Linked DNA regions of Mus musculus: region 2 is linked to region 1. The links are chromatin loops, found by intact Hi-C in ENCODE. Cell type or tissue: left cerebral cortex. All regions are shown on one strand. Links, peaks and the distances in the headings refer to the core of each region. The heading gives the core; the rest is flanking DNA. Region 1 has its middle 61 kb from the start of Gm35341. Region 2 has its middle 120 kb from the start of Gm35201.

Region 1 (11,430 bases), core at 5,657-8,156:
TTCTTGACTACAGTTATATTACTGAAGTGCTGTGACCATAAACTGGAGAGAGCATTTCTATCATAGAAAGCTGAGTTGAATACATGGAATATGTGAAGCACTTTGAAATGTACATGGACAAAAGAGAGAACTTAAGGAGTCACTACTGTCTATATTAGGGACTTTTCTTCCAACAATTTCCTAAAACTAGGACAGTGTGTAACAGAGACATTTTAATCTACCATACCAGTGATTTTCTGAGTGGATATGACAAAGTTTCTGACAGAAGTAACTTAAGGGAGGAGGGGTTTACGTTGGCTCACAGTTTAAAAAGTACAGTGCCTCTAAGTGGGGAAAGTGTGGCAATGAGGACACATAGGTTATACCAGTGGGAACTTGTGTTGAGGCCTGTTCACATCTTCATGGATTAGGAAGTAAAAAGCACAGAACTATAAAGAGGGCCATGGGGCAACCTGCAAATCTATCCCCTAGAGGCCTAGGGTGCAACCTGCAAATCTGTCCCCTAGAGGCCTAATCTAACAACGAGGTACAACACTAACAGATCCCCAAATCAGGGCCATCCACAAGTGGGGCAAGTGTTCAGACCCATGAGCCTGGGGGGAGGGGTGGTCAAATTCTAAGCTTTACAACCTTCATTTACCCTTCCAGTGGGATGGACTTTAATGGTCTAGAGAGTTGCAGGTTGGAAACATTCCCCTTCCATTTTCACAGGTGCTTTGCCTTGGTATGAAGTTCCTGTTAAGAAGCCAAGTCTCATTGCAACCTTTGAGTCCTTTGTGGGAATGTCAAACTTATTTTCTGAAGGCGTTGGAAAGTATCTTTGTGCATCATGTCTGTAAACTTCACAGTAAAGTGCTTTACAATAACCTTTCTGCCCTTCCTTGTTTGGGAATCTGGTAAACTTTGGGAATTTGCAACTCTAGGCTCTTCAGTTTCAGAGATTTTCTTTGAACTTTTTTTCTTGGTTGCAATCGATCTTTTTGGATCATTTGTAGATTGCTTTTTGGGTTTTTTGTTTTGTTCTTTGTTTTGTTGTTATTTTCTCCCTGGATGAATGCATTTTACTGTCATTTTCTTTGGGAAGCTAGGTCCTTAAGGATGCAGACTTTCCCTTGGGCCACATAAGTTTTTCATTGTTCTGGCATCCAAATTTATCTTACCGCTATTTCATCTCTCTGTCCCCAGACTTTTATCCTTATTTGGTAGAGATGCAGAGTAGTAGCTTGTGTGTGACAGTATTCCTGAGATTGGTGACATTCATCATATCACCTCTCCAACTCTTCTAGACCAAAGCAGAACTTTCAAAGTCTTGTCCACCCTTCTCTTTGGCCCACTCTCTATTATTGGGCCAATTCCTTGACTTTTTCACTTCCCTCGAAGTTACAGTCATTCATGGTTCCACAAACAAAGCCCATCCCTAGGTCAAGGGTCCATGTCTCTCTAGGGTTTATGCTACTTTTATTCTTGCTCATCCCTTGGTAAATCAGTTTGTTAAGAGGGAGATGCTTTATATCATAGAACAACATGCCTACCTTCTAGAACTTGATCTAGAAAGCTCTGCCTTCAGATTCTATACAGCTGAAGTTTTGGCCAAGTCTGGAACTTTCTTTGCTCTTGGAATCAAAGCTTGAGTTCAGGAAAAACTAGGCACAAAGACAGTGTTTGTAGAGGCTCTTTTAAAGACTCCTGAACATTTTCAAATTATACTGTGTGCCAGCCAGAGAGTGATTTTCTCTAATGTGCAGACAGTGCATACTAGACACTTCAGTTCAGGGGACCGGGGCCTTAAGACAAGACTCCCAGGTGCCTTGCTTACCTGTTCTACTCTTGGTAATTCTGCTGCTTCTTCTGAAGTTTCTGTATGCAAAGCTGATGGGGCTGTTGGCTGAACCCCAGGGTATAAACCGTGCACACTTTTACAAAGTCTAGCACACCCAGGGACTGCAGTTATGTTGCTGCTGCTCGAGAAGATCTGCAGCTGAGGCTCAGGCTTGCGTCCTTCCCCAGACTCTGGGGCACATGGACTGGAAAGGGAAGATTGCTGAGCTGAAAGCTCAGTACTGGAAACAAAACACTCAGCACTAGCTGTCTCTTGCTGCAGTCATTGGTGGGGTGTGGAGGGGGCAGAGGGCAGATGGCGGGTGCTTCAGGGAGTCAGAGTGACTATAGAGCCAGAGTTATTCTCTGGAAACACAGAAGATGGGAGAGGAGGAAGCTTCAGGGCTAGAACGTCAAGTTCCTTCTGGGAATGGGTGGGCCCATTCCATTGGTCTTTCTAAGGCCAAAGATTTGGCTCTTGGGAAGTTGAGGGATGAAAAAATGGAAGAAATGAGACAGGGAGCTCATCCCATGTAGACTTTTCTGCTCTGAATAGGAAGGGACTAATAGCTTAATCAAACAGGAACTAAAGAAGAAAGGGGCTTCAGGGGCAGGCAATCATAGCCATTAATCCTCCTTGTATTGGTCTCAAACTCCACTCCAACCTGAACCTGTTCATTTGCCCTAGGGCATTGCACCCCACCATAGGCCCCGCCTCTCCCAACATTCCATGTACCAGTGACAAACTTGCTCTCCTCTCAGCACTAGGAATCCATGAATCCATTTAGTGAGGTAAAGATGGCAAGCCCAGCTGAAAGGAATAATAAAATAGTCAGAAAGACGTGGCTGTTTGTACTGCTTTACACTTAGTAGCAAGAGTGACAATTGCAGGAAGTTTTCATTTTGTCATTAACTCAATATTGACAATTTGTGTGTTTATGAATCGCATCTTGAATTAGCAAGGTATTTTGTTAAGGGTATGTTGCGCTATGATGGAACAATTGAGTATTAATATTGTTGAGGATAGCATTATTAATTGAGAGGATTCTAAACATTGCTAACCATGAATCTATTCTCCTGGGCAATGCCCCACCCCAGGCCCGTTGCCTAAGGGAGCATCCAACCTCAGCAGAAGTCAGCATTGCCAGCTGTGTTCAGGGGGCTAAAAAGGAGGGGAACAGACTGCTTGCTAGTTTTTAGGATGCTCCCATATAACCTCTTACTTGGTAAGTTATTCCATGCTCACTGCTCTTTTAGGGAACCCTGAGCCACGAATTTTCTAGCTTTCTCACCTTGGATAGTCAGCTATATAATCTTCCACCTCACTGTAAAGAGAACATGACTCTTGGCTGTGTGGAACTGAGGAAGGCATAAAGAAATGTGATGTTTTATTTGTTTTTCTGAATCTAAATGAGTTTAAATCTCTGAAGATATGTTACCTCCAATACTGAATAGCTCCTATCTATGCACCCGCCTCTATTTCTGCCAGAATAACACTACACATCAACTTGGCTGCACTTAGGCTTCATCAGTACAGCCTTCCCTTTTGCTGTGAGGTTTCCTCACTCACTCCACATTTCCCTGTTCTTCTAGCTTATAAAATGCTCTTGTTAGATTTCATTTTCCTTTCAACTATTCTTCTATGCCACCTTGATGCTTTTTGGTGGTCTTTCCATGAAACAGAAGGGCTGCACCTTTTCTATTTGCCCTGCCTGACTAGAAACACGGATTCTAGCTTTATCTTTCCATTCTCTCCAGTTTAGAGAGCATACTTTCCCCCCAGCCTTCAGTGGTCACTCCCACAGTGATGGTCTCTGACTCCTCTAGCAATGATCTTATCATGGCTGCAAGTTTATGTTTCTTTTGTCGCCAGCAGAGCTTCCTGTAGGTGACCCAAGTTCACCTGGACCAACAGAATTCATCACGACACTTTCCCACTTCAAAGACTGAAAGAAATTCTATCACTCAGCTGCTTCATTACTGCTTATTTTATTTTATTTTTATTACTGGAGCCTGTTCATTCTGCTTCTGAGATTTCTAAGAAATTAACCCCTTTCTACTCTCCTTGGTCTGATTTGAATCTGGGTAATCAAAATGCCAGTCCCTCCCCTGAGCTTCCACACGATTCAAAACCCATTTATCATGCAGTGACTACTAGCTTCATCTTAAGAGTCTCTTAGTAAAGGTATTCTGGGAACAAAATGTCCCTGTTCTCCGCATCCTTCCCTGATTTCCCTTCCCAGCCCAGCAATAGCATCCACAGGTTTTCTGTGACACCCTCTGGATGGAGATTACTTGGTCCTACTTGCCTTTGGAATAGCTCTGATTACACTCTTAGGGGTGGGGATTTAAGAGGCAGCATTTCTGCAAGCATATGCAACAGTCTTCCAGCAGAAAATTTCCCCAGCTGATAGTAAAGGGTTGCTCTGTGCTGGAGTTTCGAGTTCACTATTTTCAGTGACACAAGGGGCATCTCAGGGGGTTGGCCACTGACTAGCAAAGGATTATAAAACCCATGCAGAGAGCATTCCTTTAAAGCAAGGTAAATCCAGCACCTATGTCCCGGGGATAAACAGACAGCATGACTCACCTTACAACGCCAAGTTAGAAACACTCATCTCTGAGTGGGATGAGAGTTTCTGTGAGAATAATCAAAACACATTTGGAAAACACCATTGCACAAACTTGGTGTCATGATGACTTTATAATTCTTTCTAGCTATAAACTATTTAACGTTCTTCAATAAAAGATCGGAAAGGACCAAAGAACATGTAATTTTCTTTGGAAAAAAAAATCCCTGGCTTAAACACAGTGAAAAGGTTTGTGTGGGTTCAAAAGGGGCGACATAGACACTATTTTTGCTATCATTGGCTTGCTTTCAACATTGGTGTCCAAAACAAATGAATCTGCATGGAAGTAGTTAGGGGCTGAGGCAAACTAAGCCAATTCTTTTAAAGATACTATTGCTGCGCTATCCTCCCCCATTTCAAATCTGTGCTGGAAGATAGAATCCACTTCAGCTCAATGAGTCACTTCAACATCCTTGCCAGGACAATTAAACTTCCAGTATAAAACATGACCCAAAGCCTGCCCTCCACCACACCATTCCACTTCAACCTCCCCCCACCCCACAGGGTCAGCGCTTGACATTCAAGAGCTTACAATTTCAACTGCTTAGCCAATGTAACCAACTTAATGCTTTTACAAATGATTTGCACCCTTCAGCACATTGGGTGATATAGAAAACGTGGTGTCAGTTCCTCCGCCTGTCTGAGCAACATTACACATTCCTCTTGTCCGTGGTGGAGGCAGTCTTTGCAGGATGAGGAAAGACAAGAAGCCAGCTCTCCATCTACTACTCTTTCTTCCTGAACTGACCCTCGAGGGAAGGACGAAGGGAGGAAGAATTTCAGTAACCACGGCCAAGAAAAAGATGTATAGCTCGGGCAGCCCTGTCACAGACGGTCGCATGAAGTCTTGGGGATTAAACTTCTTGAACTACCAGTTACTGAAGCAGTTAATACATCTTGCAAATTTGCGGTTGCCTTATTGCTAACAGCTGAGACGCCTTCCTTCCTCCGCTCGGTCACTATTGATGTCTTGCCATATTTTGAATATAATCCCCTCAACAGCATTACCTCATTTTTTTACTCCACTCTTGCAGATTAGCTCATCTAAGTTATGTTCTATGGTGTGGTGTATTGGTGGTGTGTGTTAACTGTGTCTTAATTTTTCATTCTTAAAAGCATCTCTGGTCATAAAAGTTGCTTCCTGAGTATCTATATCTCTCTATCTCTCTATCTCTCTGTCTCTCTATCTCTCTATCTACCTATCTATCCATCCATCCATCCATCCATCCATCCATCTATCTATCTATCTATCTATCTATCTATCTATCTATCTATCTATCTATCTTGACACCGCATGCTCCACCTGTGCATGAGGCATCTCACTCTTCCTTGATGTTTATAGCAGGGTGGCTAATGTGTAAAAAGAGGTGTTTTTGTATTGCTTTCCTTTTCAATTGTTTGTGAAGCTCACTCTCTTAGTAGGGATATTAATTTAGTGTAATTGTGATGGAGATTCCCATGGTTCTTCATTCAAAAGCAGCTTTTTATTTGTTGAAGATATTAGTTTTGTTTTTGTTGGTTTTTTTGTTTGTTTGTTTTGCATATACTTAAAAGAAATACACAGTCTACGCTTCCTGAGACTCAGAATTCAGTATTAAAGACGATCAAACTCAATCTAAATAAAATAACCCAAAGCATAGTGGAGCTCTATTATCCCCTGTTCTGCATCCTGATGTACCCGGCAGTTTCATTGCAAATTTAATGAAGTCTGCTTTCCCTCTACTTATCCAAATTACAGCCCTCAGAGTAAACATTCGCACAGAGGTTCTGTGCCTCTCTGTCCCTGAGGTTTGCCCCCTTTGGTAACTGAAACAAGCAGCACACAATTTCTATCTCTGTCTCTTCCATCTCACGCCCTCTACCGCCACCGCAGTCTCCATTCAGCTTCTGCTCCTTTATCTCTGTCTTCATCTCACCCTCTTCCTTCTGCCCCTATGTATAGCCCAACACCACCCCATCTCTCCTTATCCTCATTTCCCCCTCCGTCTCTGTCTTTATTCTATCCCTCCCCTAGCTCTGTCTCTCTCCTCATCTCCATCCCAAACCCCATGCTTTCCCATCCCCATTGCTTTCCCCATCACTACCTCTGTCCTTACCCCTGTCCATATTCACAGCCTTATCCCCACCTCAGTTCCCCTTCTTAGGACCACTGTCCACCCCATCTCCATCCCTACCTCTGTCTTTACCTCAGTTCTCACCCTGACCTAGATCTTTACCTCTAGCAGCCTCTCCTTGTTTTTGTCACTCTTGTGTCTGAATTATGGCTTATCTAAAACGATGCACACGGTTATCAACCCTGCTCTCCATGGTTGAGCTCTCTGTCAAGGACGGAACAGAAAGTGATTTAGGAGCTCAGCTTATTCCATAAGAGGAATAAAGGCATTTCAGCTACGTACATTTCAGTTACACAGAGTCAGAGTGGGGGAGAAATAGGCAAGCATGGAAGCCAGTGGGAGACACAGTTTACCTCTTGTGAATTGAGGTAGATTTCAAAAAGTGGGGTAGGACTCGTGCACATGTGTAGGAGCTTGCAGGGCAGAAATGAGGAGGTGGCGTGAGAGCAGTAGAACAATATGTGCAAGGCTCTTCCGACTTAAGTGTGGGGTATGTTTAGGGAATGGCAAGCGAGCCAGTGTGGCTGCAGTTTGAGTTGTGTGGGAAGGAATGGCAGAAACCCAGGATGCAAAGATGGAAAAGACCTATGATCTCACAGCCCCGTCTCCATCTCCCCCTTCTCCTTCTCACAGCCAACATGCTCTTGATGTTCTCATCCAGGACTGGCCCGGGGAAGTTGATTTAATCTCTTTGAATTCAAAAGGAAAGGGTTAAGGATAGAGACAGGCTAGAAGCCAGGCCACAACCTTTCTTCTCAATGGCCCAAATGCTTTGGTTTTACACGTGAATGTCTCTGTCTTTTATAAATCTGAGCTCCTCAACATTTAGGTAATGTTCTATTTTTGATCGGTTTACTCAGATCAGCATTTGAGACATTCTTCATCCTTAAATCCAGTTTCTTAGATCTAATAAAGGCTAAACTGTCCTTTCATGTACCATCCTGAAATCGCAACTGTCTGAGATTCAGGTCTGGTCTTGAGATGAGTGAGAAAAGCAATTATTTACTGAGTCTTTCATTTCTTCCCCAACACAATCAATCACACTCTTCCCTCCTCAGAGCATCCAAAGGAAGCCATAATATACCTCATCATGGGAGAGGACCATTTAATTCTTGCATTTATCATTGATGTGTCAGCTATTTCTCAGTAGTGTTGAAAGCAAGGTAATGTGATGGCAGCTCCTTGTGATATGTAGCAGCGTTGGTATTTAGCAAACCACTTAAACTGTGCTTCAAGAGACATGAGTTTAGTTCACAAGATTGTTCTACTGAGAGTACCAGAAACTCTAAAGAGGCAGCACATTGCACTTTTCCCATTTGGAAATATTACATTAATATTAAAGGAGAACTGTGGTTTCTGAGCTATCAAACACTGAAGGCCAAGTTGTCCTTGAGAATTTAACTAAGATACGAGACCCGAATTGAAAGTCCGACAAACAGTTATCTAATAATCTATATGGAGTCAAATAATCCAAATGGTGTATTTTTAACTTGAGAAGGCTGGCTGAAATGTTAAGAAGACTAAATAAAGTCCTGCACACATAACATGAAGCAAAAGTCCTTTTATGAAGCAATGATGCTAGCCAAATATAATGATAAATAACATCTCACAGAATTTATAAATACAAAGAAGAATATAAGTTTTAATTGAAAATATCTTTATTTAACCTTGGTTAATTGCGTAAAAGGTTAATTGACATAAGCTTTAAAAAATAGCTCATAGAGAGGACAAGAAATGTTTCCCACAGAGAAGGTGCATCATCACTTGGAATGATGGCTGTGACTGTGTCTCTGAGCTGGCCATTCATCACGTATCACATATATGTATCAAAATATCACACAGTGCCCCACAAATGTGCATAATTATTGTGTGTCTTAAATGTTAAAGTGCCTAAAGAAATATAAACAATGTATACTTCTAAAAATGTTACTATTTACTATAAAATTTTGCTATTTATTATGAAATCTTATAAATCCATATATCAAATTCATCTCTTGTATTAGTAGAAATCTAAAATAGTGCTATGTCACTGTTTTTATTTTAAATATTTTGATATATGCAGTATGATTAAACATTATTATTCAGATGTAAGTTGTACTCTAGTCTGTCTTCTTTCAGTCATGCCTCCATATATTTTTCTCTTGGAGATAGTATGTAACATTGCAACCCAGAGGCACCAGTAACCTGTACAAGGTCTACAGAAGATCAAGCCAAAATTCCTCTGTGGATAGGGAGAGGGGATCCCAAAGCTTCATCCCTAGCCAAGGATTTTTTGGTAATGTTAACCTCCTGTGGGGATGTAACCACTGGTGGGCCCCAGGACACAGCACCAGATGTGCAGTGCTGACTGTCTCCAGGGTGTCATGAATGAAGTGATGACATAGAGTTGGGAAGGAGACTGGGAGATACTAGGAACTAGAGGGAGACAACGGTGAATGGGTACGGATAAAATACATTATATAAATGTGTGCAATGTTCAATACAAGTAAAATAGCATTAAAAATACAGAAGCAACAAATAACATGCATACACTTATCTCCTTATTAGCTCCTTATAAGGACTGTGAGTTTTAGTCTATGTGTGTACAAAATGGATTGTAATTTATGGAAGAGTCATTTTGTGTCAGGTCCTTATTTGGTTATACATATTTAAAGTACAGTCTTCTAAACAGCTCTAGAAGATAGTCCACCTTAATTCCATTGTGCAGGAGAGGAGGATAATGAGCCAGAGGTTTTAAATAAACAGCCTGAGTTCCAGGACCGGTGGGCAGGGAAAGCCCAGATCGGACATGTCTATTAAGCTTTTAATCACAGCTGTGGCTTACCCAGCTGCCACACAGGGTCAGCTCTGTAATCCTTGGTTGACATACAACATAGTCCTGATTTAGAATTTGTCACTTAAAGATAAGGGGGTTAGTTATTAAATGAGTTATCAGAAGTAGAAAGTAGTGCAGTGAGAACCAAAGAAACTCTTAAACCAGTGCTCTCTGAATAGAGTGGTCCCCTAATGGTATTTATTTCTGTGGAAAGGTAAGGCACTTTCCTAATCAAGGACACTCTAGCTTTTGTTTGAGCATAGCTTCCATTTCTTTTCATCATTTTTTTTTTTCTCTAAGGAGATCAGTAATAGCCACAGCCTATTAACAATTATGCATGACTTCATTGTAACCCCAGGGTCATTTTTTTTTTTTAATCTTTGCTCAAAAATTTTGAGTTGATATTGTCAGTTTTGAGATCAAGATCATAGAATCTAAAGAGGCACACAGGCTCTCTCTCTTTTTTTTTTATTAGATATTTTCTTTATTTACATTTCAGATGTTATCCCCTTTCCTGGTTGCCCCTCCAAAAACTCCCTATTCCATCCAGAGACTGCCTGACCTGGGGATCCATCCCATATACAGTCACCAAACCCAGACACTATTGTGGATGCCAACAAATGCTTGCTGACAAAAGCCTGATACAGCTGTCTCCTGAGAGGCTCTGCCAGATCCTGATTAATACAGATTTGGATGCTCACAACTGGGGATCCATCCCATATACAGTCGCCAAACCTGGATGCTGTTGAGGATGCTGGGAAGTGCTTGCTGACAGGAGCCCAGTATGGCTCTCTCCTGAGAGGCTCTGCCAGTGCCTGACATATCCAGAGGTGGATGTGCTCAGCCAACCATTGGACTGAGCACAGGATCCTTAATGGAGGAGCTAGAGAAAGGACTGAAGGAGCTGAAGAGGTTTGCACCCCATAGGAGGAACAACAATATGAACCAACCAGTAACCCCAGAGCTTCTAGGGACTAAACCACCAACCAAAGAGTATACATGGAGGGACCCATGACTCCCGCCACATATGAAGCAGAGGATGGTTTTGCTGGACATCAATGGGAGGGGAGGCACACAGGCTCTTCCAGAGAGAACTTGCAGACAGTAGAGTCTCAAATTTATGCTTCAAAGCTTTCAAATAATCACCGTCTTGTTCAAAATACTTTTACAGTAGATTAGACACCCTCCTCCAGAATGGTAATATTTGAGAACAGCTGAGTGCTTTCTTGGCCCAGAGCCATGGCAGTGCTGTTACAATAGCTCAAGGTCATTAGGAGTGGGCTTTTATCACGCTTTGATGGAGCTAGAATTCCACTGTTTAAACTGAAGATCGCTTTCTCCTTGTGCCTCTCTCCTGGTACACTGCAGACATTCTGTCCTGTTGTGATGAACAGATGAATTACTCTGTCTTTGTTAGGGTTTTACTGCTGTGAACAGACACCATGACCAAGGCAAGTCATATAAGGACAACATTGAATTGGGTCTGGCTTACAGGTTCAGAGGTTCAGTCCATTATCATCAAAGCGTGGCAGCATCCAGGCAGGCATGGTGCAGGAAGAGCTGAGAGTTCAACATCTTCATCTGAAGGCTGCTAGCAGAATACTCACTTCTAGGCAGCTCAGAGGAGGGTCTTAAAGCCCATACCCACAGTGACACACCTATGTCAACAAGGCCACACCCTCTAGAAGTACCACTCCCTGGGCTGAGCATATATAAAGCATCACAGGCTCCGTTCCCACCTCGTAAAGCTCTGTTCACCCACTTTTCTGCTTTTGCACCAACGTATTGAATTGGGGGTGGGGGTGGGGGACAGGAATGTGAGACACAGCATATGCTTCTCGGTCCAGAGGGACTGTGGAAGAGGGACTATTAGCTAGATGCTCAGATGCACAATGGAACGCATGACCTCATTCATGAGCTGCTACAACTGATGATCGCCAAGCGCACATGGACTCCCCCATGTACAGATGACACAAGTGCAGCCAGGATTCAACCAAGACATTAGTCTTATTCTTTATCCTTTTGCTGAGATCTGGCTGGCCTGTGTAGATGC
Region 2 (11,430 bases), core at 4,247-6,746, 85 kb after region 1:
GATGTGGGAAGACCCAGACCACTGTGAGCAGCACTATTCCTTAGGCAGGCCCACTGTGGGCAGCACTATTCCCTAGGTAGGACAGTTTTGAACTGTGTAAGAAATGAGGAGCTGGACTGACTAACAAAAACAAGCAAATAACTGTGCATGAAACCATTTCTCTCTCCTGGTAATGAACATAATGTGACCAGCTGACCCCAGCCTCTTTTACTGCAACTCTTCCACAGTAATGGAGTGAAACCTAGAATTGTGAGCCAAAATAAACGTTTTTCCTTGTTTTCAGTGTACACAAAGTGAAAGAGCCAGGCTCTTTATAGTCTAGTGGATCCCAATGTCATTACTGAAGGATCAGGAGTCCCTAGGAAGGGCCTCCAGGACTTCCCTTAGGGTTTTTGTCAGGATGTTCAATCATGGCAACAGAAGTGAAAGTAGCAAAGGAAGAAGGAAACTATTAAATACAATGATTGAAAGCACTTATTATAGAAATTAATTCCATCAACGTATTATGTGAAGCATTCCCCATAGTGTTGGGGAAGATCTAGAAGCTCTGGGAGGCACCCGGCTGAAGGAAGTGACTCACTGGGGATAGACCTTGAAGTTCATAGCCTGGCCTATCCTATTATGCTCCTGCTTCCTGGCCTAAGCAACTGTGGTGTGGCCATGTCATGTTCCTGCTGACACAGCTGTGAGCTACTCCACTGCCAACTTCCCTACCACAAAGGACTGGATCCCCTCAAATAGGAGCTAATGTGGGACCTTTCTCTGTTAAGTTGCTTTTGTCTTCTACAGGGGAAGGAAGATGGTACAGCAATGTGCGTGCTTTTATCAAAAAAGAAGAGGAAGAACATACAGACATGTACAATCAGAAGTCAGACTCCCTAGTTAACGCCCATACCTCATCCTTATACTTGCTCTGTTGGACATTTTACAGATCAGATTGTTAAAAAAAAAAAAAAGTCAAGAGTGGCATATGTTGAGATGGCTTCAGTTCTTAACTGATATCTGGAATGTTCTCTAAAACAATATTCAAAGCAAAACAAAAGCCAAGCCTAGAGACTAGAAGCATGTGCTATAATATTAAGAAACAAACACTTAAAAGGTCAGATTTATTTATTCCATGTTTGGTGTATTCTCTGTTAAAGAGAATGTCTTAAAACTGAATGGGCATATGTCTCATATAGTTCAAAATGCTGGACAAAATCTGTTAGTTTGGAACTGACATGGCAAGTCTACCTCACACATGATGAAAGAGATTACTAGAGAAGCAAATATAGGGATATAGATGGAGATCAGTCTGTACCCTCTGGGCTCACACAGAAACAGGCTAAACATTGGGTGTTTAATTTTTTATGTAATTTACACACACATGTACATACTCTGAAAGCCCAGACAACAGCATGCCAGACAACGATCCATGAAGTCTCTTACTGTTTCATCCTACACGGGGTCTGATAACAGTAGATTTCAGTTATCAGACCCCGTGCAGTTGACACAAAATGAAAGAGCCAGGCTCTTTATGGTCCTATGCATCCTAAAGTCATTACTGAAGGCTCGGGAGTCCCCAGGAAGGGCCTCCCAAGAGCATGGGAAATGTGGGCTCAGACAGTCCAAGGCTGCCCTCCAGCAAAGGAAGGGCTTCTGTCTGGCAAAATGTCAGCAGCTATGTGGCTCTGATGGAGGAAAATGAAAAGGGACCTGGGGCATGGGAACCCAGTCTTCAGAGCTGAGTCGGCAAGGAATGTGGCAGAGATATTGTGAGGGGCGTTTCCATTTGTGCTAAAGAAGAGAGGAAGTTTGGAGCAAAGATTCACATCCTATTCCAACTCAATTATTCCATGGTTCTGTGAAAGCAGTTGGGTTGGCAGGTTTCCAGGAAATGGCTGACAGACAGGAAGCAACCGGAAGCAAAGGGAGAAATATCAAGGAGCCTGGAGAGCCCATTAATGGATACATAAGTCTCTGATTTATTGAAATTGGCCATACTTATTGAGTTCCATTCAAAAATCCTGCTCAGTTGTGAACACTTGGAAGGTAATAGGAAAATTTCCCTAACAGTGGACACACCTTTGCTAATGTCCACAAAGAAAGCCAGGAAGGGAAACACTTGGAAAAATTTTTTACAGAGAAAATGGGAAAACTTGGAGGCAGAAGAGGAGGAGGAGAAGGGAGAGAGGGAGGGAGGGAGGGAGGGAGGGAAGGAGGGAGGGAGGGAGGGAGGGAGGGAGGGAAGGAGGGAGGGAGGGAGGGAGGGAGGGAGGAGCCAGAAGAGGAGTAAAACGGGAGGAGGAGGAAAAGGAGAGAAAATCCAGTAATCAGAAGGAAGAAACATTGTATATCTGTTCACCTTTGCTCACCCCTGTTTCTTACTCTCTGCTGTTCTGGCTGAGTTTCAGACTCCTCCGCTGGGTCTAATCAACGGCTGACCACATCTGTTCGATTGGAAGTGTACGTCATCTTGGTTTTGGAATATAGGCAAATATGCACTTAGTTCTTCTCCAAGCCAGAAGCTTGCTCAATGTTTAAGGATCGGGCTTGTGGAGAGCCAGGAAACAGGGAACAATGGTCAGAACCCAGGGAGCTGTTCAGTAGGGAGGATTAGGTTGTGTCATTCTGGAGGCCGGGCTTGCTCATTTCTGTGACCCTTCAAAGAGGGGACCATCCCACCTATGCAGCAGAACCTCACATGAAATAGTGACAACACTATACATCATCTACAGAAACCCCTTCTTCTAAGATCTCAAACTATGCCTCTTAATCAACAATGCATCAACCTTTATATGTTTTTCAGGGAGAGTGTGAAAATTATGTAATTATTCCTATATTTATTTAAGTTGTGGATATGGTATATGTTTATATCTTCATGTTTGTGTGCACCTGTGCATGTGCAGGAATGTGCACATGTTCAAAGGCTGGAGATCTGTAGCAGTTGTCTTCCTTAGTCTTTCTGTAATTTGCTTTCTGAAAGAGCTTCTCTCATGCCCAGCAATCCTCACTCGTTTACCAGATCTAGCTGCCTAGCAAGCCCCAGGAATCTCGTGGCTCCTCCCCTTCAGTGCTAGGATGACAGGTATGGACCCAGTGTCCAGCTTTGTTTGCACAGAGGTTGGGGATCCAAACTCAGGTCCTTAGGTTTGTGTGGCAACTGAGCCATCTTTTCAGCCACAATATCCATTTTACATGTGAAGAAACTCAGAAGTTAAGAGTGAAAAGGAAGTTTCTTGGGACAAAGTGCACAAGTTATGCAATGGTCTGATCTCTTCTTCCCCAACACAATTCCTGTTGCTGTTGCTGCTGCTGTTTTGTTTGCTCTGTTTTTTGGGACATTGTTTTGTTTTGCAACACAGGCTGAACCTGAGCTCACAGTCCTCCTGCTTCGAGTATAAGAGAACGGAGAGTCTCACTGTGGCCACCACATCCAGCTCTGATGCTCAATAGAAGTTATGACCTTTCACAAGTATGACACTACACTTGAGTGAGGATTAAGTTACCTTGGAGAAATTTTAAATCACAGAATAACAGTGTATCCATTTGACTTGAGAAGAAAATCTAAAACTTGTTCCAATATAAACTCCAACTACTCCAGCCCCTTAGAGAAAGAACATGAATGATCAGACTTGTAATTCTTTCTTATGGAGGTCAGTTTCTCCCATAGCTTAGTATATTTAAGGTCCAAGCTATTTACAATTATCCTATTTAATATTCTGTACCTGCCCTTTAATTTAAGCACACACACACACACACACACACACACACACACACACACACACTGCATGCCCACAGGCACAAACATTTACAAAGAAATACAGTGTTTGGGTTTAAAAGTTCAAGTGGTTGTTTCATTTTATCATTTCTTTTCTCAAACATACCAGAGAATTGTGAGGTTAAATGTTTTGTCATAATTAGCATATAGTTTTGAAAGTTGCTTTCTTTTCTTTTCTACTTCAGACACTACATATGTGTGTGTATATATATATATATATATATGTATATATGTATATATATTTCACATACAAGTAAGTAGTTTATATGATGTTCACATAATATGTTGTTGCACAGCAGTAGAGCAGGCATGTAATGTGAGAGTGTGATAAAAAAAATTTTGAGGGATGCTCACAGCAAGTCCAAGGTTTCCTGCACATCTGTGACTCTGTGGACCTGACCCTTTGGGATAAAAGAAGCCAACTGGCTAGTCAGATGACTCACAAATTGAATTGTTTCTGTCTTGGTTGCTTTTCTCTTTCTGTGTAAACCACTACCAGAGGCAACTTAATGAAGAAAGAGTTGATTTTGGCTAATGTTTCAGAGGCTGAATTCAAGGAGAGGGGGCAGCATGGCAACAGGTGGCCGAGACTCACTTAAGTGCTTGCTGCTCATGCACGAGAACCTGAGTTCAAACAACGCACAGGGTTTACAACTGTGATCCCAGCACCAGGCAAGAGGAGACAGGGAGCTCTCTGGGGCCCAGTGGGCAGCCGATAGAGAGGAATCGATTTGCTACAGGTTCAACGAGAGGCCTTGAGTCAGAAAATAAGATGGAGAGAAGTTAAGGAAGACACTTGATGTTGAACTCTGGCCTTTGTATGCCCATGAAACTGCTCATGCGAGCACAAGCACACCCATGCACACACACACACACACATACACACACACACACACACACACACAGAGAGAGAGAGAGAGAGAGAGAGAGAGAGAGAAAGCAGAAATATCGAAGATGCATTTAAGTAGAAACTTCTGGTATGTTTTAGAACACCAGGACAGAGGTCTGGAGCTGGCTTTGTTGACTAATGGGGAGTCCAGGATCCAGAGAGCAGCCTGTGAGTTATCCTCTCCACATTTTCTTCATCTCTCGGCTAAGGGATTCTGGATCATTGTTTAGCCCTGGGCAAACTGCCAGAGGTCAGGGGTTGCCAAGGAGGATGGAAACCCTCTGTAGATCAAGGACTCCCAGAAGCAGGCACATAAAAACAAAAGGAGATGTGAATGGGGTGGAGAATGGGTGTGGGACCCCAACTTCTTGCATTTCTATTTTGGACCACTTGTGTGGAATCACAAGGGCGGATGCCATTTCAACACTATTGTGAAAGTCACCAGAAGCAAGGGCTGGCTTTTGGCTTCTTTTTTTTTTTTTTTTTTTTTCCTGAATGTGGGCGAGCCCTAAACAGAAGCTGGGCCAGAAAGTGTGCTTTATGGCTCTCCCTGTGAAAGTACAATCTGGAGGCGTAGTCCCACACAGCACTTTGACTGCAAATACAATATGAGCATAATTCAAACTGCGCATAATTCAGATTCACTCAGGACCCCAGTGTAGTATATTTGCATTAGCACTGCTCCTGTAGAATGTGGGAATCTTTTCTTTCTCCTCTTATTGAAAACATGCTGTGTGTTGACTATATTCTTCCCCATCTGTGGTATCTCTGCTGTTTCTAAGCTCTGGGCTCACATGCCTTCCAAGGTCACTTGTCTTCGTTCTCCATCAATTCTTTCCTAGACATTACAACACATCTCTCACACCTACAAAGAATAATTCCCAAGTTCACACTGTGACTTGGGCCAGAGACCTATTTTTGAATATATAGGACTCTAGCATACATGGCTTGTCTGTCTAGATGAGCCTTGTTGGAAACACCTGGGTGAAGCTGTTTAGGTAATGTCCCTTTTATCAAAAGCACAAGTGTGTTCCCATGTCCCAGATTTCCTTTTCTGATCCCAGCCCGAGTGTGCCACCTGAGTGCCCCCCCCCAAACATCTGGACAGACATCTGGAATTCTTTAATAATTAAGGGGGTGTGTTTGTGAAATCTTCACTCCATATAATGTCACCTGTGATATCTCTAAGGATTCTTGGAAAGAGGGTAGTTGAGATGAGGTGGCTGGTCATATTTCTAAGGTCACCTCTCCTAGTCACTTCATACTTCAGCTTCCTGTGTTGATTCCAGTATGAGTCTTGGGGTGGGGTTCTTCCCTGAAACCTACTGCAATGGCTCCCAGACCTCACAAGCTCTGGCATCAATCTCCTAAATGCCTTTCAGCACACAACCTGGATATCTAATAAGTCTCTCACAGTTGAAGGGCACAAGCTGGGCTATTCTGCACCCCACACCTGCTCCTGGATTCTTTCCCACCTCAGAACATGCCATCACCATGTTCTTAGTTTGCAGAGCTGGGAATCCAGGAACCATCTTAGATTCTTTAGTTCCATCTCTTCCACACAGAACCTACCATCTGTCTGCTCTCTGTTTTCAAAGTACACAGTGAACTCAATCATTTCTCACTCCTTCTAAGCTGTCATACTCGGTCACCTGAACAGTAACCATGTGCCTACTGTGCCCCAGCCATACTTACCAGGCCACACTCAGCTCTCAAGTCACCATGGCCCTCTAAAAACAAAAATCAAGCCGTGTTCCTCCTGAGGTCTAAACTGCCTAATGAGACCTCTTTATAGTGGAAGGAAATCCATACACGTCAGTTGACAAGGTCCTCTATGATCATCCCTGCCCTGACACCTCTGTTCACCTTCCTTTATGTTCTTGCTGTTTCTTAAAACACCAACCATCACAGCCTCCTGACTCCAGCTTTAACACCATCTTATTCCACCTCAGACGATTTGTTCTTGATGTTCATCTCTGTATAACACAAAATGAACCTTTGTTGGGGTTTTATTGTCTATAATTTAGATTTTTTTCAGTGCAATATAGTTAATAAATTTCAATTTATACTCTGGAAATTGAAGGCAAGCAAATGGTCATTAACTAGAATATACAGCCCACTCACGGGTTATCTTCCTTAGCCTCCCTTTGGTTATAGGACTTACAACTCTAAGGTATATGGTCTATTTGTTTAATCTCCCCCTGAAGCTATGCATTCTCTGGAATCTAAGCTCAGTTCAGCTAATGCATAGCACACATTAGGCATTCTGTCTGTGCTTCTAGACTAGACAGGTCTATGAGACTTGCCATTGCCTTTGTAAACTTCACAATTGTAAAATACAAAGAAGAGCAACAAAGGCAACAGAGCCTTAGCATGTGTTATTCTCCAACCTGTGTGTCTGGGGAATAATTGGGTTGTCACTTCTTCTAGCATGTTGTGGCCATACCCTCAGAGAAGATCCCCATTCCAGTGAGTATCCCACCAGTGTGCCCCAGTAAGTCAATAGGGGGTTGCATTCTAGGGGATTCTCAAGCTATGAATGATGTTTAATAATAATAGCTTACACTTCAATGGGGTTATAGATTTATATATTCGTATATATTCATATAGTCTGTGTTATACTCTATGTAGGTCTATTTACCTGACTGCTTAGGATATTTCTCCTTGGGTACTAAGCTTCACTTGTATGCAATTTTTTTTTTCTAGCATGACCAGGATTGGCAGTGACAACACTCACTGTGGTCTTTTGTTTTGCATTATATGTAAAGATAGGTTTGGAGTTACACACTGTTCCTTGTCTCGTGGGCTGCCTCAGATGGATGCCAAAAATCTCCAGTTACATGCTTCAGCATGGCATCTGTTAGTAGCACCTCCCTAGCACCAGCTTCTTAGTGCCCCTCCCCCCCCCGCCCCGCCCAGATGCAGCTTATTTTACAGAACAAATGCAAGGTATATCTTGGACAAAACTGAGTGGGTAGAGCAGGACGTGACCACAGGACTCCAGACCAAGAGGTAGTAATCCTAAGTATGCCTTGGGATTTGGCTTCTATGCTTCAGACCTTATAACCTATGAGCTGTGATGGGCTGATGCCTGGCTGGTACTATTGGCACCACTGAGCTGGTTGGAGCAAGGCAGAGTGAGAAGCTTGCATGAATTCAGAGCTGACCCCAGAAGAAAATATAGCACAAGACCCCTTCAGATCAGCAGAGGCATCCTGAAGAAAAGGCTGGTGTAGGTGGGGGAGCATCCTAAGTGCGCTCTAATTCAACCTATGCCTGAACAACCAAAATGGTAACATCCATCTGCCCCTCACTAGGTAACTTAGAAGCCTAAAGTATGAGCTACCTGACTCCTTTTGGTATATTTCCTACACCGCTTTGAAGGTCTGTCACATCTGAGCATCCTTTCTGAGGTATTCTTCCCTTGTAAGATACAAGGATGTACTAGTTAGTCAGATTTGGTTGGCCACAAGAGAAAAATCAACTATGTAGGTTGACCAGAAAGCCCATTCAGTGGGAAGCCACAAGGACTCAGAGGAAGTTCTTGATTTTCTCCTAGATTGTTAATAGCTGAGTGCCTTGGTTCTCTGTAGGGAGTGAATTTATAGAATAAACTTTGAGGATCTAAAAATAACAATGGAATAAGTTGGTAAGCAAAAGCCAACTGATCTTTATAACAATTGTAAATTTCAAAATAAAAAGACAAGTCACAGGGAGTGATTGACAGTTCCCATCATCATTAAACTGATTATCCTTTTAGGCCTACTTCTAGGCCATAGGCTATTGAAAGCTCATGTGTTTTTCTTCCTTCTCGTATGACCTGACAAATCCCTCGCTTTTGTTAGAATTGGCAGATGATAGTCCTTTACCCCTGAAATCAGGACCGAGGGATATTCTACTTAATGAACCACAAACACTGTCTTTAATTGTTCTTTACCGTCCACAATCCTTGGCTACCCCAGAGTACTGAATCATAAAAATCCATCTCATTTCATTCTCAAATATGTAATCACTATGTCATCCTGTTCCTATTACACTGGAGGCTTCCAGAGCAGCAGAACTAAGAATTCAATTCACAAAAGGGGATTAACTGGATAATCTCATGTGAGCAGGGCCTTAAATGTCCCAAATTGGCTGCCTACTGGCTGGAGAGTCAGGGAAACAAAAGACTGCTCTGTCCTGGAAGAAGAAGCCAGAGCTCCAGGGCAAGAGAGGCCAGAGATGCTGCTTCTCCATGGACAAAGGCCCTGAGCCCCCACCCAGCCACCGCTGTGGCTCAGATGTGAGGTCTAGTACCATGGTGAGGCCCCAGTGAGGCCCCAGGATGTCAGCTGTAGGCAAAGGTATGGGCTGGGGAATGCAGGGCTAAGGTGACAGCAAAATTCCCAGTTCCTCTGCTTTCCCACTCCATCACTGCCCTGTTGCATGCTGGGACTGTTCTCTGCTGCCCATTTCCAGTCATCTCTGGTCGTGCCCAATGTGTCTTCCCAGTTCTCTAGATATCCGTCAAGCCAGCCAAGTTGACAAGCAAAATTAACACCACACCTAAGATAAAATTATCAGTAGATCCTCTGGCAAAAGGGGAGTAACAAACAAACATTAGCATCCCTACCACACGCTCTGAGGGCAGTGGATGATGTAAGGAGTACTTCTTCCAGATGAAGGGGAAGGGGTGGAGGACTTTGCATGTGCCCTTCACCAGATCAGAAACCAGCATTCTCATGACTCGCAGGAAACCAGAGGTGCTGTATGCCTGACAAGTGGTTCAGAACTGTGACCCACAGCCACAGCTTTGATTCCTGAGGCACCTTCCACGGGGTCAAGGTGACAGATGCTGGCTTTCCATTGTGCTATGTTTTTTTCAGATAAGCAGGACCAAGAGTATAGGCACACTCACGTCAACCACATACCATACCCACCATATACACACCAAACACTCGCCATATACACATATACCAAATATACACACAAATAAGCATACATGTACCAAATATGTACATGCACACAATATACACATCAAACATACACACATACAACATACACCAAACACACACACACACACACACACACACACACACACACACACGCATTTCACATTCTCTCTGCTTGGAATGAATGCCTTTTATCTAAAAGCTTAGGGTGGGTGGGGTAGAATATTTGCTAATATACACTGACCTATCTTGGGAAATGGCTCTAAATGCTAAAAACAAAATTGGAGGCACTTCCTTACACTTAACCACAGTGAAATCTTATGCGTTGCCGTCTACACTGCCATGTGAATTCAGGCCTGGGATGTTCCCATCTGTGACATCTCAGTGCTCAGGTTTTGCTTTGGAAAGGGTTGAGACTTCACATTTTCAGATCAGGGATCCCAGCCCTCAGCCCACCCCCACCCCACCATAGTGTAGAAAGTAATGTTTTACAGGATTATCTCATGCAATTTTGAGGGCCAGCAAGGTGAAATGTGTGGCCAGGCTGCCAGGCTGCAAGCTCCTGCAGGATCACATTTCAGTCTCAGACAGTGATCTTTTTTTTGGAAAACACCAATCCTTGCTGCTAAGGTCTGCAACTTATTAGATGAAGCCTGTCCTTGCTGTGTTGTGTAACTGGCATTATCCAAAGCCTATTGATTTAAATGTTTATTACACCCAAAATCTACCTCCAAAGTAATATCTGGTCACGTATTTGATCAATAGCAAGGCTCCTTAACCAAGCAAAGCAGCACATAAAATTAACCATCACACAGACACACAGATACAGACAGACAAGACACACACACACAGACACACACAGACACACACAGACACACACACACACACACACACACACACACACACACACACGAGGCATGCATGTGTGAGCTAGTAGTTTTCATTTACCAAGTAGAAGTTAAATAGTTAGCCACCCTTTCCACCTTTATAGGAGACGCAGGATTCAGACGATTGCTCAGTTAAAGCAGCTGGTTGAGGAGCACTGCTGCTTTGTACAAAGCTTTGGCCTGCTGGGTCCTTATGCTCCCAGCAGGTAATGTGACTCAGGAAAACAGGAGCTCCACCATCTGTGTCACAAAACGTCCAACTGTGGGGACAGTTAGGGCTATCGTGCTAATCCCACAGTCTCCTTCCAACAGCTTCTGTGCACCCTGATGTGGGACCACACATGAGCGCGAGCGCGCACACACACACACACACACACACACACACACATACACATACACCAGGCAAGGACAACTTGTCTCTTCTTTGTGGTATGTCTACAGGAACTAGTTAATCTGAGCCTGTGTCCCTAGGGCTGTGACCACTAAAGAGAGGCATCTAATTTACATTTGGACAAACCTCCTAGAGCTGCCTGCAGCCATATACTACCTCTCTGTGATAAATATATTATTTAGGTCTATTCTCTCTAATTGAAAGATGAAAACAGAGATTATTGCACTTTAAATGCATAATTAGCTTTCTATTCTTCCAGTTGCCAAACCACCTCTGTTTCCTGCTGATACAGGCCCTATGGCCCTGCAGAAATGTTTCTTGCTTGCTTTCCCCTGAAAGCGTAGTTGAAAATAAAAATGTTGTTTCGTTTATGTCTCCCTCCTCTGACATATTATAAAAGACATCTCTCTGTTCCCTCCTCTCCCCTTTCTCTCTTCCTACCCCTCTTCATCCTCCCCTCCCCTCCCCCCTTCCCCCTTCCCCTTCTCTTCTTCCTTCCCCTGCCCTCCCTTCTTTCTCCTTCCTCCCTGTCTCCTTCCTTCTCTCTCCTTTCTCCTCCTCCCCTTCCTATT

Evidence for each region. A loop is a pair of places that touch in the nucleus more often than their neighbours do. Peaks named below come from ENCODE experiments on the same cell type or tissue, not always from the same donor. Only the 100,000 strongest peaks of a DNase experiment are listed, where the experiment ranks them.
Region 2: it touches region 1 in a loop (4-fold over the local background); 2 of 42 quality-filtered maps call a loop at or near these places.

The regions. Positions count from the first base shown.
Region 1 is chr1:186,341,269-186,352,698 of GRCm38, reverse strand. No RefSeq gene overlaps it. Among named protein-coding and RNA genes, the nearest start is that of Gm35341, 61 kb to the left of the region's middle. In left cerebral cortex, for the core only: no CTCF peak of the experiment used is centred there; a DNase peak (open chromatin) is centred at 7,036.
Region 2 is chr1:186,255,168-186,266,597 of GRCm38, reverse strand. No RefSeq gene overlaps it. Among named protein-coding and RNA genes, the nearest start is that of Gm35201, 120 kb to the right of the region's middle. In left cerebral cortex, for the core only: no CTCF peak of the experiment used is centred there; DNase peaks (open chromatin) are centred at 4,410, 4,938 and 5,216; H3K27ac peaks cover 236 bases.